2 separate regions of the Homo sapiens genome follow, and region 2 is linked to region 1. A link is an interaction called in ENCODE POLR2A ChIA-PET data of the cell type or tissue named here. Cell type or tissue: PC-9. All regions are shown on one strand. Links, peaks and the distances in the headings refer to the core of each region. The heading gives the core; the rest is flanking DNA.

What was found. Peaks named below come from ENCODE experiments on the same cell type or tissue, not always from the same donor. Only the 100,000 strongest peaks of a DNase experiment are listed, where the experiment ranks them.
Region 2: POLR2A ChIA-PET joins it to region 1 with 11 read pairs; 2 of 35 experiments call an interaction of 5 or more read pairs at or near these places.

What each region holds. Positions count from the first base shown.
Region 1 is chr5:32,295,737-32,304,067 of GRCh38, forward strand. The region is part of intron 1 of MTMR12 (myotubularin related protein 12); the gene reads right to left. Among named protein-coding and RNA genes, the nearest start is that of MTMR12, 13 kb to the right of the region's middle. RefSeq lists enhancers at 2,340-2,429, 2,490-2,619. In PC-9, for the core only: no CTCF peak of the experiment used is centred there; a DNase peak (open chromatin) is centred at 7,145.
Region 2 is chr5:32,221,892-32,230,222 of GRCh38, forward strand. It overlaps MTMR12 (myotubularin related protein 12), which reads right to left. Exons shown (of 16, transcript NM_001040446.3): 16 at 5,116-8,331. The coding sequence ends at 7,887. It also overlaps the pseudogene RPL27P10. Among named protein-coding and RNA genes, the nearest start is that of GOLPH3, 52 kb to the left of the region's middle. RefSeq lists a silencer at 2,112-2,406. In PC-9, for the core only: no CTCF peak of the experiment used is centred there; a DNase peak (open chromatin) is centred at 2,290; H3K27ac peaks cover 2,394 bases.

The DNA of each region.
Region 1 (8,331 bases), core at 222-8,221:
GAAGCACTAAGGGTTTAAATAATAAACCCAGGTTCACAGAACTAAATAGATGGTAAAGCCAGAACTCAGTATCAATTCTGACACCAAGCTTACACTTTTGAACTTTAAACTCTGTCTTTGTAAAAGCTTTATTAAGGCTGGGCATGGTGGCTCATTCCTGTAATCCCAGCATTTTGGGAGGCCAAGGCGGGCAGATCACCTGATGTTAGGAGTTCGAGACCGGCCTGGCCAATATGGTGAAACCCCATCTCTACTAAAAATACAAAAAAAAAGTTAGCCGGGCATGGTGGCACATGCCTGAAATCCCAGCTACTAGGGAGGCTGAGGCAGGAGAATTGCTTGAACCCAGGAGGTGGAGATTGCAGTTAGCTGAGATCACGCCATTGCATTCCAGCCTGGACGATGAGGCAAGACTCTGTCTCAAAAAAAAAAACAAACACTTTATTAAGATATAATTGAGGTCAGACACAGTGGCTAACGTCTGTAATCCCAACACTTTGGGAGGCCGAGGGTGGGAGGATCTCTTGAGCCCAGGAGTTCGAGATCAGCCTGGGTAACATAGTGAGACCTTGTTTTTACAAAAAATGAACAAAATTACCTGGGCATGTTGTGTGTACCTGTAGTCCCAGCTACTTGGGAGGCTAAGGCAGGAAGATTGCTTCAGCCCAGGAGGTTGAGGCTGGAGTGAGCTGAGATCACACCACTGCATTCCAGTCTGGGCAACAGAGCAAGACCTTGTCTCCAAAAAAAGAAACGAGAAAAAAAAAGGTGTAATTGGCTGGGCATGGCGATTTACACTTTGCCTGTAATCCCAGTACTTTGGAAGGGTGAGGTGGTGGGGGAGTGGGGATTGCTTGAGGCCAGGAGTTTGAGACTAGCCTGGGCAACACAGTGAAACCTGTCCCTACCAAAAAAAAACTTAGGAACAGTAACACGTGCCTGTAGTCTCAGCTACTCAGTAGGCTGAGGTGGGAGGATCCCTTGAGCCCAGGAGTTGAAGGTTGCAGTGAGCTATGATCATGTTACTGCACTCCAGCCTGGGTAACAGAGGAAAACATTCTCTTTAAAAAAAAAAAAAAAAAGTGGCCGGGCGCGGTGGCTCACGCCTGTAATCCCAGCACTTTGGGAGGCCAAGGTGGGCGGACCACAAGGTCAGGAGATCGAAACCATCCTGGCTAACATGGTGAAACCCCGTCTCTACTAAAAAATACAAAAAATTAGCTGGGCGTGATGGCGGGCGCCTGTAGTCCCAGCTACTTGGGAGGCTGAGGCAGGAGAATGGTGTGAACCTGGGAGGCGGAGCTTGCAGTGAGCCGAGATCGCGCCACTGCACTCCAGCCTGGGTGACAGAGCGAGACTCCGTCTAAAAAAAAAAAAAAAAAGATATAATTTACCAACCATGTAATTCACCAAAGTATTTAATATAATGTTTAACAATATAAAGTGTTGAAATGGTATTCAGTATATTCATAGTTGTACAATCATCACCACAATCAATTTTAGATCATTTTCATCATCCCAAAAGGAATATTCTAAGGCAAAGCACCTCATACCAAAGCTGACCTGTTATTCCCCACTCAATCCCTCTGTTTACATTGTACCTCTAACCCTAGGCAACCACAAATCTTCAACTTTTTTCCTATTACAAAGTAATACCTACAAATGTTCTTTCAGTTGTAACAAGTCTCCAGGGCAGGGGAACAGGCAATGACCTTGGACAATTCATTACCCCCAACAGCTAAGCAATACTTATTCACTTGGCCATTCTAAATCCTTTTCTTCACATTTAGACCCTGCTTTTTTCCTGACCTCAGGTTTTTTTTTTTTTTTTGAAGGAAGAGAGTATCTGCTCATTAAGATGCAAACTAAATTCCTCACTCTGTTTTGACAGCTCATCATTTCTTGAAGTGCAGTGAAAGCATTACTCATTTATGATTCTTAGCAAGGATCACTCTCACCAGGCATTCACTAGGCCTTTAAACAATCCCAATACCTCATTAAACTCTCCCTATTAAAGAAAGAAATAAATAAAACTTACATTAGAAAATAAATGTTAGGACCCAAATACCAGTATAAGCCTCAGATCCCACAGACCTGATCTCACCAAACAGTTAACTGGCTTGATTCTCTTATTATCGGTGAACCACACCCAAAGACGGTTGGCAAGCTTGATGGGATAAGGACCTGCCTCAGGAAGCAAAAGGTCACAAAGAAAAGAAATGGCTAGAGGCAGAGGCCTCCCAAATCCAAGCTAATGCTCCTTCAACAGAACCAGAAGCAGGCAGGATCTTGGCTGTGCCTTGAAAGCTAGTTAGGATTTGGATCAGTGGAAGGGGCAAGAAGCGTGGAGGGCTCTTAAATGGGAAGATGACAACATGAAGGCCGCGTTCAGCAGAAGGCTGGCTGTGGTGTGTGGGCATCTGGGGGTGGTGCAGACGGGGAGCAGTGGGAAGTGGAGAGGCCAGTCAAGCTCTTGTGGTAGGTGGTTGCATGCACCAGGAGATGCTAGACAGAAGGTGGCCATGGAAACACAGACGGATCACCACAGAGGGCCCCACAAAGGGCACAGTGGGGGCTGTGATTGGTTGGGCATATGAGTGATTAGGGAAAGAAGGGTGCTGTTGGCAGAAGCTGGGAAGGCTCACTTGAAAGGAGAGAGAAGCCAAGCTGAATTGCAGGTATCAAGCTCTGGACTTAACATACTGCCCAAACCCCAAGTCCTCCTAGAAGCCCTTGAGACAGATGAAGATACTGTTACAGGACAGAAAGGAAATCCATGAAACGACTCACTGAAAAAGAAAACTGTGCAGGAAGGGAGGCCCTCCAGGTAGACTGTAAAGGTACCCATGGTGGGTATGGCAGTCCTATAAGAGGGACAGCATGCCTGGCTCCAGACACACACTTAGAGTGCCAGAGAAGAACAATGCTGAGGCCAGGCGCAGTGGCTCACGCCTGTAATCCCAGCACTTTGGGAGGCAGAGGCGGGCGGATCATGAGGTCAGGAGATCGAGATCATCCTGGCTAACACAGTGAAACCCCGTCTCTACTAAAAATACAAAAAAAAAAATTAGCTGGGCGTGGTGGCAGGCGTCTGTAGTCCCAGCTACTCTGGAGGCTGAGGCAGGAGAATGGCACGAACCCGGGAGGCGGAGCTTGCAGTGAGCCGAGATCGCGCCACTGCACTCCAGCCTAGGCGACAGAGCGAGACTCCATCTCAAAAAAAAAAAAAAAAAAAGAACAATGCTGGAAAGAAATGAGGTCAAGTCTTGCCACAATCAGGACCTGCACTGGTGGCCCAAAGAACACACACATGAATGCGCACACACACACACATACACATACACACACACGCACACACACACACATACCTGCAGCTTCTGGGGTGGTGAGGAATAATAGCAACTAAATAACATTTAATAAATGTTCACTACCTGCTAGGTACTGTGTAAACAGCTTTCCACAGATTGCATCACTTAAGACTAACAGCAACCTTACGGGCTTTTATTTTATTCCCATTTCACAGATCAGAAAACTGAGGCTCAGAGAAGTTAAACACCCAGCCCAAATTCACCATTAGCAAGTAGGAAGCCCTGTGTGACACCAAAGCCATGCTCTTAACTACCACATTATACTGAAAGTAAAGATTGTTGTGCTGGGATATGTACAAGTGCCAGAAAAAAGGTGTCAGGTGGCAGTTATGGGGCTGTCACTGCTTTATGATTTAAGCTAACGGATGTGACTGACAGCAGCTGCAGAGACACATGGCATTGCCATCTGTGCCTCCCCTTCTACCACCGCCTCCAAAACTGCTCTATAAACATTAAGTTAGGGGAAGAGCTGGGAGAAGTTAAAAGGCTTGGAGCAGGAAGAAGGCAAGAGGAACCAGGGACAGATGAGAGGTGCCCACAGGCTCACTAAGGGCCAGACTGATCTATGGTACAGCAGCATGTCACAGAAAGAAGGAATCCTCATAGAATCTTGGAGATACTCCTGCAGGTCCGAGCAGCGACCCTTGGATTCTATTCCTCAAGACTTCTCTCTCACCATCACACATGTGTGCACACACCTTACATAAGAGATGGGGAAAGATGTCACCCAGTCCTAACACAGCTATGAGCCTTTCACACCCCTCTTGCCTGCTTGCTACATTATCCCCCTCCTCCCCACACCAAATCCCGCTTTAATGTCGACCTTTCCAAGTCCTACACAGCTTTTGCATAAGACCAGATGCTGCCTTGGGTTCTGCAGTGGGTCTTGCTCTGTGCCCCCAGAGCACTTGGGCATGCCTCCCTCATAAGTAGGCAGCTCCGACCTCTGTGCAGAGAACTCTGGTGACCAGCCATCTCCCCAAGAGAAGGTGAAGCTCCTGAGTGCACAGACTGTTTCTTTGCATTCCTAATTTTAATAGTGCTTAGCAAATGGTAGATACATAAAAATGTTGCTTAAATAACAAATCTTCCAGTTCAAGTTATTAATAATAACAGCACCTAGCAGTTGTTGAGTATCTGCCATGTGTCAAGTCCTTAGCTGGGTTTATATGGTTTATTTCTTCTCATCCTCTAAATCAGCCTGCAGGGAAGACACCTATTCACGTTACAGGTAAGAAAAGGAAGTCTCGGATAGGTGAAGTTACATGTCTAAGGTCACCACCAAGTGGCTGAGCCTGGATCAGAACTTTGCAAAATCAAAGTCTCTTCCACAATGCTATGGCACCTTGTTTCCATCCCCAGACTCCTACTGTGGTTGGTTTATTCCTCAGTTGCTCCTCTGTAACAGGACCAGACACAGAGACAGCCACACCCTCACCACACTGAGGGCCTCTCTCATGCACCCCAGAGCTCCCATACCCCCTCTCTGTCTGCCACCCAGATTACATCTGCCATACTTACTGCGCTCCTCAGGTACTACTTATAGGTACATCAGGTTCTTCCTGTCACCCTTTTAGCATAGATCATCTTTATTCAGCAGGTAGCAGAAAGTGATCATTAAAACAAAAAGAGAAAAAGCAGCCACTTCTCTTCTCCAGAACGTAAAGCTGCATAAAGAGATTTGTAGGGGCCAGGCACAGTGGCTCACACCTCTAATCCCAGCACTCTGGGAGGCCAAGACGGGTAAATCACCTGAGGTCAGAAGTTCAAGATTAGCTTGGCCAACATGGTGAAACCCCATCTCTACTAAAAATACAAAAATTAGCCGGGTGTGGTGGCATGCGCCTGTAGTCCCAACTACTCAGAAGGCTGAGGCAGGAGAATCGCTTGAGCCTGGGAGGTGGAGGATGCAGTGAGCCGAGATCTCGCCACTGCACTGCAGCTGGGTAACAGAGCAAGACTCCATCTCAAAAAAAGAAAGAAAAAGATTTGTAGGGCAAGTGAACTTGAAGCTAAACTAGGCAAGCTGGGGTGGGGCTGGGGGCTGCAGACAGATGACAGGTAGGTAGGTAGGTAAAGAGTGAAAAAAGAGGGGCCAAGAGAATACATTTGGGCATCAAAGGAGAAGGCACAAAGTATAAACACTGAGGCCAGCCCAGGAGTCCCTCAGAGATAAAACAGGGGTACTTGCTGATGCCAAACAACTCATCCCTGGGATCTGAACCCCAGATTCCCTTCTTTAACTAGCAAGATACCCAATACCACAGACTGACTGACCCCCTAGGGAAAGTGCTATTCCCAGTGGTTTGCATAGACAGGAGGCAAATATTCACGGGGAGACCAAGAGTGAAAGAGAATCATTACTTCTTCCAAGGACAGGGACACATTGGGAAGTTGATCTCAAGGGATTCAATTTTATGTTTGGAGGAACATAGATTTTTTTATTTGAAAAACAGGACTCATTCACTTCAAGTGTTCTCAAATACTTCAATACTCTTAGCAAAGGCTGGGCGCAGTGGCTCATGCCTGTAATCCCAGCACTTTGGGGGGCCGAGGTGGGTGGATCACCTGAGGGTAGGAGTTTGAGACCAGTCTGGCCAACATGGCGAAACCCTGTCTCTACTAAAAATACAAAAATTAACCGGGCATGGTGGCACACCCCTGTAACCCTAGCTACTCAGGAGGCTGAGATACCACAAGAATCGCTTGAAACTGGGAGGCAGAGATTGTGCCACAGCACTCCAGCCTGGGTGACAGAGACTACTCCATCTCAAAAAATAATAATAAAAATAAAAATAAACAAAAAATAAAAAACAAACAAAAAAACTCTTAGCAAAAGCAAAAAAACAAAAACAAAAACAAAAAACAAAAAACATTGTCTGAAACAGGAGCTGGCAATCTGTCACAAGAGGAAGGTCATCTTCAACATATTTCATCACTGTGGCCAGGGCTTCCCTTGCCCCCACTTATACATAAGCCCTATCTTACGGCTGAAATCCCTCCCTTCCCAAAACAACTGAGGTTTTGCATGCCACCTCTGAAAGCCTGTGCACCAGCCAGGCCTATAGGAAATGAAGGACAGGGTACGAGAGGGAAAAGTGATGGCTATTATTTTAGGAAAAGCATTTAAATATGAAATCAAAACAGCATGGTTTTACAACTGCCTTTGAAATAAAGAGAGTATTAGTTTCAGAGACAATTTGATTTTATTTATGCTAGTTATGATTTTACTTGATTTGATTTACTCATATCTTAAATGAACCACTAAAGAGATGTGATAAATGGACAAAATTTAACCTTTGAAGAGAGACCATTAGAAATTAGGAAAGAGGGGCTGGGTACGGTGGCTCACGCCTGTAATCCCAGCACTTTGGGAAGCCGAGGTGGGTAGATCACAAGGTCAGGAGTTCGAGACCAGCCTGACCAACATGGTGAAACCCCGTCTCCACCAAAAATACAAAAATTAGCCAGGCATGGTGGCACGAGCCTGTAATCCCAGCTACTTGGGAGGCTGAGGCAGGCGAATCGCTTGAACCCGGCAGGCGGAGGTTGCAGTGAGCCAAGATCATGCCAATGCACTCTGCACTCCAGCCCAGGCGACAGAGCAAGACTCCGTATAAAAAAAAAAAAAAAATTAGGGAAGAGGGAAGAAAAATAAGTCCACACAATGAAACTAGCAAAATGTCAAAGGCCAAATGTTAATAATGAAAAAAGTCAATAACTAAGTGTTCTCATTACATTGGAATTTTAAATATAACCAAATCATTCGCAAATGTATAAAGGAACAAGGAAAAGAAACTTTTAGAGATAGCAAAAAATTTTCTAAGAAAGAGTTACCACACAAGGAACTTTCCTGGCATGACAACATGGCAACAATCACAACAAAATACTCCCCTTTTATTAATACCTTAGCTGGGAAAGATTTATGCACTCTTAAGATTAATGATTAAGCACTTTCTGAAGCCATCCAAGTGGCTCTGACGAAACTTCTGAATAACAACAATAATGGCCCACATCTCTTAAAGGTTAACTACATCTAAGTATCCTGTGCTAGGGGCTTTACATGCATAATGGCATTTGATATTAATAAATGTTCATACATGTCTATTATATAACATGGACATATCATTATTCCCATTTTCGAGGTAGAAATATAACTGAAGCTTAAAGGAACTGGCATTACAGCTAGTATGAAGAGCTACTGACAAGCTCTTGCTTTCCTTAGAGTTGCGATACGGGAGGTAAGCAAAGGGGAATAAAGGAAGGGTGAGGCCCTGAGGCCTTTCCATCTCTCCCAGCACTGTACTCCCCCCCAGAATCCCTCTCTATTTCCACCTCCCCTATTCCTCCTCCCAAAGCCAACAGGAGATTAGAGATTAAAAGAATTATTTCAGTTCAATCCTGCCTCCCAATCTCAAGAGGTTTATTTCAAATGATTCATTTTGAAAGCTTAGAAGACGTTTACATAGCACTCATCCATCATAAACTTGATTCAGTGAGAATAAACTCATGGTGCTAGGCTGAGACAACTTTGGCTTATCAATGTTGCTGAATTTGTAGTTGATCAAAACTCCATCTACCAGGGATGTCTACCACTGCTTTTTTATAAACCTCATGTAGGCCCCCACAGGTGGCTACCGTGGGCATCATCCTAACAAAGCCAAGATCTCAGCTTGAGCCCTTTTCAGAACCTGCATGTTCTCTTGTCAATGGCTACAAACTCACTGCCCTCTTTGCCATCTCAAAAAAAAAAAAAAAAAAAAAAAACCACAACACATCAGAAGTCACAAGCACAACTTGATGAGAAACTGAGAGTGGGTATTTACTGGAAAAACTTAACCTATATAATCTACCAATATGGATCAAGCATAATATCTTCACACATGACAACCACATGTAGGCTATAAATTTTTACACAATTACAAATGCAACCATAGGCCGGGCGCAGTAGCTCACGCCTGTA
Region 2 (8,331 bases), core at 202-8,201, 74 kb before region 1:
TTCCGCCTTTTTGCTGTAGGCCCGAGTGATTGCTGCCAAAATGGGCAAATTCATGAAACCTGGGAAGGTGGTGCTTGTCCTGGCTGGAGGCTACGCTGGACGCAAAGCCATCATTGTGAAGAACAATGATGATGGCACCTCAGATAGCCCCTTCAGCCATGCTCTGGTGGCTGGAATTGACCGCTATCCCCTCAAAGTGACAGCTGCCATGGGCAAGAAGAAGATCTCCAAGAGGTCAAAGATCAAGTCTTTTGTGAAAGTTTATAACTACAATCACCTAATGGCCACAAGGTATTCTGTGGGTATCTTATTCCCTTAGACAAAACTGTCATCAATAAGGATGTCTTTAGAGACCCTGCTCTTAAACGCAAGGCCCCACGAGAAGCCAAGGTCAAGTTTGAAGAGAGATATAAGACAGGCAAGAACAAGTGGTTCTTCCAGAAGCTGCGGTTTTAGATGCTTTGTTTTGGTCATTAAAAATTCAAAAGAAAAAAAAATAGTCGTATTTCCTGTTCTTAGACTTTGTGGAGGATTCCCACTCTGTGTCCTCAGGCCTCCACACAATACCTTGCATGAAAGTTTTACTCTTAAGTTAGATACAGGCTGGGCGTGGTGGCTCACACCTGTAATCCTAGCACTTTGGAAGGCTGAGGCAGGTGGATCACTTGAGCCCAGGAGTTACAGACCAGCCTGGGCAATATGGCAAAACCCTGTCTCTACTAAAAATACAAAAATTAGCCGGGCACAGTAGCACGCCCCTGTAGTCCCAGCCACCAGGGAGGCTGAGGTGGGAGGATCACTTGAGCCTGGGAGGCGGAGGTTGCAGTGAGCCATGACTGTGCCACTGCACTCCAGCCTGGGTGACAGAGTAAGACCCTGTTTCAAAACAAAAACAAAAAGATGCTACGAGACAGCAGGACCAGCTAACCCTGCAGTCCGTCTGGTGATGTGGAGGGTTTTTAGGCCTCGTTCTCTGCTCTGATGTGTTTATACTGCTGGGCCTGATGGATTTGTATATCCTCTAGGTGTGAAAGTGAGGCCTCTTTGACATTTCTAGCCAACCACATACCTCAAGTACCCACTCATTGCACCTTTGAAAGATGATTTTTAACATTCCATGTGCTGTTCAACAAACCTTCTGGGATAGATTTTGAAAACATTTGAAGTGCTTATGTAGCCACCTTTGGAACCTGGGTTCCTGTTTAGGATACTTCAAATGTTAATTGTTCCTGGGGTGCAGATTAAGTTTAAACACACACACACACACGCACACACACACACACATCCCTCTGTTTACATGATGTATGTAAATGACCACACACATAGATAATAATAGCTCCATGTATTGAATATTTACATTATAATAGACACTTATCCTTAAACCTCCAACTCTCCAGTGAGGTGGGTTCTGGGCATGGTGCCATTTTACTGATGAGGAAACAGAGATGGAGGGATGTTATCCTAGTTTGTAAGCTGCAAAGCAGGGATTCAGACTCAGGCAGTCTGGCTTCAGAGAGCCAGAACCAGGCACGGTGGCTCATACCTCCAAACCCACCACTCTTGGAGGACAAGGCAGGAGGATCACTCAAGCTCAGAAGTTCAAGACCGGCCTGGGCAACATAGTGAGATTCCATTTCTACAAAATGGAAGTCAAGGCTGTAGTGAGCTGTGGTCACGCCACTGCACACCAGCCTTGGCAACAGAATGAGATCCTGTCTCAAAAAAAAAAAATTTTTTTTTTTTTTTGGCCAGGCGCGGTGGCTCACGCCTGTAATCCCAGCACTTTGGGAGGCCGAGGTGGGCGGATCACGAGGTCAGGAGATCGAGACCATCCTGGCTAACACGGTGAAACCCCGTCTCTACTAAAAATACCAAAAAAAAAAAAAAATTAGCCGGGCCTGGTGGTGGGCGCCTGTAATCCCAGTTAGTTGGGAGGCTGAGGTGGGAGAATTGCTTGAACCCGGGAGGCAGAGGTTGCAGTGAGCCAAGATCGTGCCACTGCACTCCAGCCTGGGCGACAGAGCAAGACTCTGTCTCAAAAAAAAAAAAAAAAAAAAAAAGATATACAATGCTACCATCTACCATCACTCCAGAACATTCCCTTGTGCACCTTCCCAGTCCACCCCTGCCCCACCCCCACCAATCTCTACTGCTTCCCCCCACCCCACCCCCATCAGCTGGGGAGAGAGGAGAGGTCTTTTCCATCCTCTCCTGGAGGCTACTGCAGTAGCATTCCAAGCAGAGTCCTCAGGGTCAGTCCAGGGATGAAATGCCATCCATCTGCATTCTTTTCCTTCCCAGGAATGGCATGCACTTGTGCCCTTTCAGTGCTGGGGATGAGTAAGCACAACATTCACTGGGCCCCAGACTTCTGCGAAGACAATTTGAAAAGTCCTCCATTCAGGATTTCATAAAAACATTCAGGTCCAGACAGCCCTTTATGAAACTGGCTAGCAAAATGGAAGTTTTTAAAAAACAAGTCCAAAAAGCTTACTGTGTGTGAACCTACAGATTATATATTGAAAAAAGCTTACTGTGCATATTTTCATATAGTAACACACTTTATATCCTTTAATTGCTAAGGGCAGACAGTGTAATAGGGGATTTAAAAAGAAAAGAACCTGGGTCTGAACCACAAAACAGGCTGAGATGTCTGTTTTCAGACATAAAGCCACTCAAATTACTTTTCAACACATGATATTTAAAACACTGATTTTGCACTACCCACAGCTAGCCTGGTTATCAACAAACTCAAGTGTAGGCACTTGGACACATCCCTGGTTACACTGGAACCCACGGTACAAACAGGGTCTTGCCTCTCCCACCCTCATGCTAGTACTTTTCAGGGTGTTGTATGTGTGTGTGGAAGGTGGACCCAATAAGGCCATGCATCTCTATAGCTCTTGTCTCTGCAGCAGGGCAGGGGCATCCTGCGTGCTCAGCCCCAAATTGTCCTGCCCCAGGGACACATTTATAAATAATCTAGAGCCACAGTGGGACACAAGCCCAGCACACGACCACAGGAAGGGCTCAGAAAACAGGCTTGCTTTATTCATTTATTTATTTATTTTGAGACAGAGTCGCTCTGTCGCCCAGGCTCGAGTGCAGTGGTGTGATCTCTGCTCACTGCAAGCTCCGCCTCCCAGGTTCATGCTATTCTCTTGCCTCAGCCTCCCAAGTAGCTGGGATTTCAGGCGCCCACCACCACGCATGGCTAATTTTTTTGTATTTTTAGTAGAGACGGGGTTTCACCATGTTAGCCAGGATGGTCTTGATCTCCTGACCTTGTGATCAGCCTCCCAAAGTGCTGGATTACAGGTGTGAGCCACTGCGCCTGGCCAGAAAACAGGCTATAGACAGGCCCCCCTCTGCCTCCAACTCCCTTAATGATAGGGGACGTGAAGGCACAGGGGCTAGTTCCCAACAGGAGCCGACCCCCCACCCTGTTTCACACTGGACGGAGAACATTCCACTCTTTACTCCCCAAGTCCCTCCATGCCCTCACCTGGACATCAAGGAACAAGCAAAATCAAGAGTGAGAGACAGCTAAGTCCACCAAAAGTACAAGAGCTAAACAAATGTGGAAAATAAGACGAGAAGCTGCTAAACTCTACGGTCACAACTACTACTTGGGAATTTAATACAAACACCAAAGAAGCAAAACATCTGAAAAGCACGTGGCATCCATGAGAGCTTATTAAATTCCAGGGGTGTCTCAGAGCTAGCTTTCTGGACATAGTGTGCTGGCCAGATAGGAAAGGGGGATGGGGACAAGCAGCAGAGTGGGAAGCCTCCTCTGTAGGTAGGAAAGGTCAAAGAAATATGAGCCTTGTTTCTCAGAACATACAAAGTGCTATGTCTCAATCTAGTTAAGTATTAAAACGAATTAGAAACAAATCCTACTCTCATAAGCCATCTTACCCTGTGCTCGCTCACTTAACCTCTCTGAAAGCAAAAACAAAGCCTTTTTCTATCTTTCATGGTTTAAATGTACTCAGATCTCTTCCAGCAATTTTTATTCCAGAGTAACAGAATTCTAATTTTACAGATCCCCACAAAAAGCAGAGAGGTAATAATATTTAATTTCAGGGTTAAAAACTCTTTTCTTTTAATCACCCTATCCCCACCCTATTTTTTCTTCAGCATTTTATCATCACCTGGGATTTTTTTTTCTTTTCAGACAGAGCCCTCCTCTGTTGCCCAGGCTGGAGTGCCGTGGTGCTATCTTGGCTCACTGCAACCTCCACCTCTCAGGTTCAAGCGATTCTCCTGCCTCATCCTCCCAAGTAGCTGGGATCACAGGCATGCGCCACCACACCCAGCTAATTTTGTATTTTTAGTAGAGACAGGGTTTCACCACGTTGCCAGGCTGGTCTTGAACTCCCGACACTTCAGGTGATCCGCCCGCCTCGGCCTCCCAAAGTGCTGGTATTACAGGCGTGAGCCACAGTGTCAGCTAGATTTTTTATTATTTTTACCTTAGATTCAGAGGGTACATGTGCAGGTTTATTACATGGGTATATTGCGTGATGCTGAAGTTTGGGCTTCAATTGAACCCATCACTCAAATGGTGAACACAGTACCCAATAGGTGGTTTTTCAACCCTTCCCTGACTCCCTCCCCATTTTGAGTCCCGTGTCTGTTGTTCTTATCTTTACGTCCAATACCCAATGTTTAGCTCCCACTTATGAGAACATTCAGTATTTGGTTTTCTGTTTCTGCATTAATTCACTTAGGATAATGGACTCCAGCTGCATCCATGTTGCCGCAAAGGACGTGATTCCATTCTTTTTTATAGCTGTATAGTATCCCATGGTGTATATGTACCACATTTTCCTGATCCAATCCATCACTGATGGGCACCTGGGTTGATTCCATGTCTTTGCTATTGTGAATAGTGCTGTGATATACATGTAACTGCAAATCACCTATTATAAATATTTGTTTGGTTATCGGTTCCCACCACCAAACCTCCCTGTGCCCCACAAGAACGCAAACTGCACTCTTCCCTGCTGTCCCCACTGGCCCTGCCAAGTACCCAGTACATGCTCAATATTTCCTGAAAGAATGAAACGGATTACTCCATGTGTTATACCAACCACACCAAGTACAGTATTGCTTGTAAATTGTGCTTTAATTTCTGCAATCAGATATGATGCAGTGAGATACAAGTATAAACTTTCATTGTGCATCCAGAAAATAAAAAGCACAAGTATACAGGTTTAGCTCAACAGCTTATTCCCTTATAAAGAAAAAAAAAGTTTTGAATTAAAGCTAGTTTATCTTCAGTGTAAAAACTTGGAGGTATAAACAAACTCAAGATATTATATACAGTAAATTAATTTACATTTCCAAACTTGCACAGTACAGCATTTTAAACAAAGTAAATGGTCTCATTTCAGCTCTCACTGTTAAGCATAATCCACATCCCAATCTCAGATAAAAATTTCACAATATATAAATCCATTGAGAATTCTGTACACAAATACGAGTTATAGAAATCTGATTTCAAATATAAATACAAAAATTGTCATGACCTTACACGTTACAACAGCTTATTTTTCTATTGTAATTTTAAAAAATCATAGAAAAATATGTCAATGCACATTCAACTGCTATGACAAAGGCCATGACCTTGTGCCTTTAAACCATACTTTGTAGAGTGTAAAGCATCACACCGGGCATTTTTGGAATGAAAATTACAAAGCCTGAAGAGGCTACTGTATAAATATTCACGTTATAACGTGGTAACAAAAATAGCTCCATAGCATATTTGGGAGGCAATGGGGCAGAGAAGGAAGTGGAGGTTAGTGCTAATTTAAGAAGGCCTATAGAATGTATGTGAAGGTAGCTAAGGAACTAGTTAGTGTATTTTAAAATCCCTATTGCAAGCCTAACACTGACCTCGCTAGTAACTCTTAAGGCAATCAAGACGGAACATGTGTTTGGCCCCCAGATGCACGAATCCTGCCCTCCCCTCAACCTTTGTTCATCCTAACAGACCAACCTGGCTCCTGCATTAATATGGAGTGGGGAGAACAGCAAAACAATTCACTGTATGTACAAAAGACAATTCAGTGCAAACCTAGAAACTTCTCTTAGTCAATAGTTTCCAATTTTCTGAGACGAGGTCTTGCTCCATCACCCAGGCCGGAGTGCAGTGGCACGATCTTAGCTCACTGCAAACTCCACCTCCCAGGCTCACGGGATCCTCCCACCTCAGCCTCCCGAGTAGCTGGGACTACAGGCATGCACCACCACACCCAGCTAATTTTTGTATTTTTAGTAGAGACAGGGTTTTGCCATGTTGCCCCGGCTGGTCTCGAACTCCTGGGCTCAAGCAATTCGCCCACCTGAGCCTCCCAAAGTGCTGGGATTACAGGCGTGAGCCACCACACCCGGCCTCAAATTTTCTTATTGCCCTTGAGCAACTGAAAGTTTTTCCGAACATGTAACATTCAAATTGGGATCCATACTGAAGAGCAAATATATGTAAAAGGCGAACATTCAATTTAAAACATTCTAATGAGTTTTGTTTTTTTCCTCTTTTATGCGATTTGACAGGGTTCCACTGAGAACAAAAAAATCTGCTCCTTACAAAGTATACTTTCCTGCATTAAAAAAAATATATATCATATATATGATATATATATCATATATATGTGATATATATATATCATATATATATCATATATATGTGATATATATATATATATCATATATATGATATATATATATCACATATATATCATATATATATCATTTAGACAGCAGATCCAAGAAGGTGACCAGGCATAGTCAAGTTTCTTCTATGGCTTTTAAAATCACTGAGGTATCATATGATAATCATCACTTCTGATATTTATGTTTAAGCTGCTTTCCTATGAAAGCCACATTCAAAAGTGACCCAATCCCATCAGTCCATAAAGGTAAAAGAATGTGAGGAACTCGGCTCAGGGGTTGCGGCAGAAAACTGCAATCACAAGTGCTCCAAAGCTTCAGCAGGCAAGTAGAAAAAGGCGAAGCGATTTGTTCCAAACAAGGAGAGACTCCAGAGGAATGGACGCTCCTCAGGAAGGATCTCAGGCAAAGAAACAGATCCCCGCAGCGTAACCAAGAGGTTTGGCAGTGAGACACTGGGACTACACGCACCAAGGCAGGGAGTGCAGAGGGACAGCGGCGAGTGGTGTGGAGCAGGCGGAGGAAGACCTGGGGCTGGCAGCACAGAAAAGAGGGTGGTGGCTGGCTAGCCCCCACCCACAGGCAAAGTGACACGGTCTGTGAAGAAGGGAGGGTGGTCTGAAGCATCAGGATGGATGACACCAGTGGAACTTCCCAGGTGTTTTACAGGCAAGGGGGCGTAGAAAGAAAAAAATGTGATGGTTTAAGTAAATGCCACACATCTTAATACCTCTATCTGAATCTTCAACTCCCCATACAAATACATAAAGCTGAACTTGCTTCTATAATTGAGATGGGTTACACAGAAACTTACTATTCCCAATGACTGGATAAATTATCTTGGCACAAAGAGGATCTGAAGAAAGTATCAAGTCCAAGAATATCTTACTGAAGCCCTTTCTGGTAGTAAACTGGCCATTGTGGGCTCTGTATAATACTTAGGCATCAGAAAACGGCCACAACCCTATTACGGGTCAAGTAATAATTCCTTCCAATTAGTAATACTACAGATGCGGTTTTAATTGCATAGTCTTTTAGAATCATGAAAAATAATGAGAGCCACCTCTTTTCCCGAAGGCCCAGGTTTATTCTAACGGAGTGCCGGGCTAAGGACCCAGCCAGCATGAGCTGTAGCGTGACACAAATCCAGGGATCAGCTGTCCCAATCTCCCACATTCCTCTTTCACAATCACTCAACAAACAGGTCACACATCCCCTAGGTCCACGAACTCATCTTCTCGTTTGGCCAAATCGTCTTCATCTCCCAAAGCTTTCCAGCCACTGGTGGGTAAGACGGGCTTAGAGGAATGTCGCTGGAGCAGAGCGAAAGGAAACAAAGACGAGAGGCGGGCAGAGTTCCTCAGCAGGCAGGGGGCCTCAGCCTGGGGGGCCTGCTGGCTGTGGTGTCTCTCGTCGATCTTCTCTTGTAAACTCTGGACTTCCTCCATCATTTCCAAGAGTTTGCTCAGAGTGGCCACTTGGCCACCACCTAGGATTTGGGCTTCTGGAATCCAACGTAGGTAGCGCTGGGCCCAGACTTTGATTTCGGGCCCCTCGATATGCGGTAACAACAAACCATGGTAGTCAGTGGACTTGCTATGCCAGCTGTCATAGAACTCTCGAAAGTTGTCTTGGAGCTCATCAGAAGAA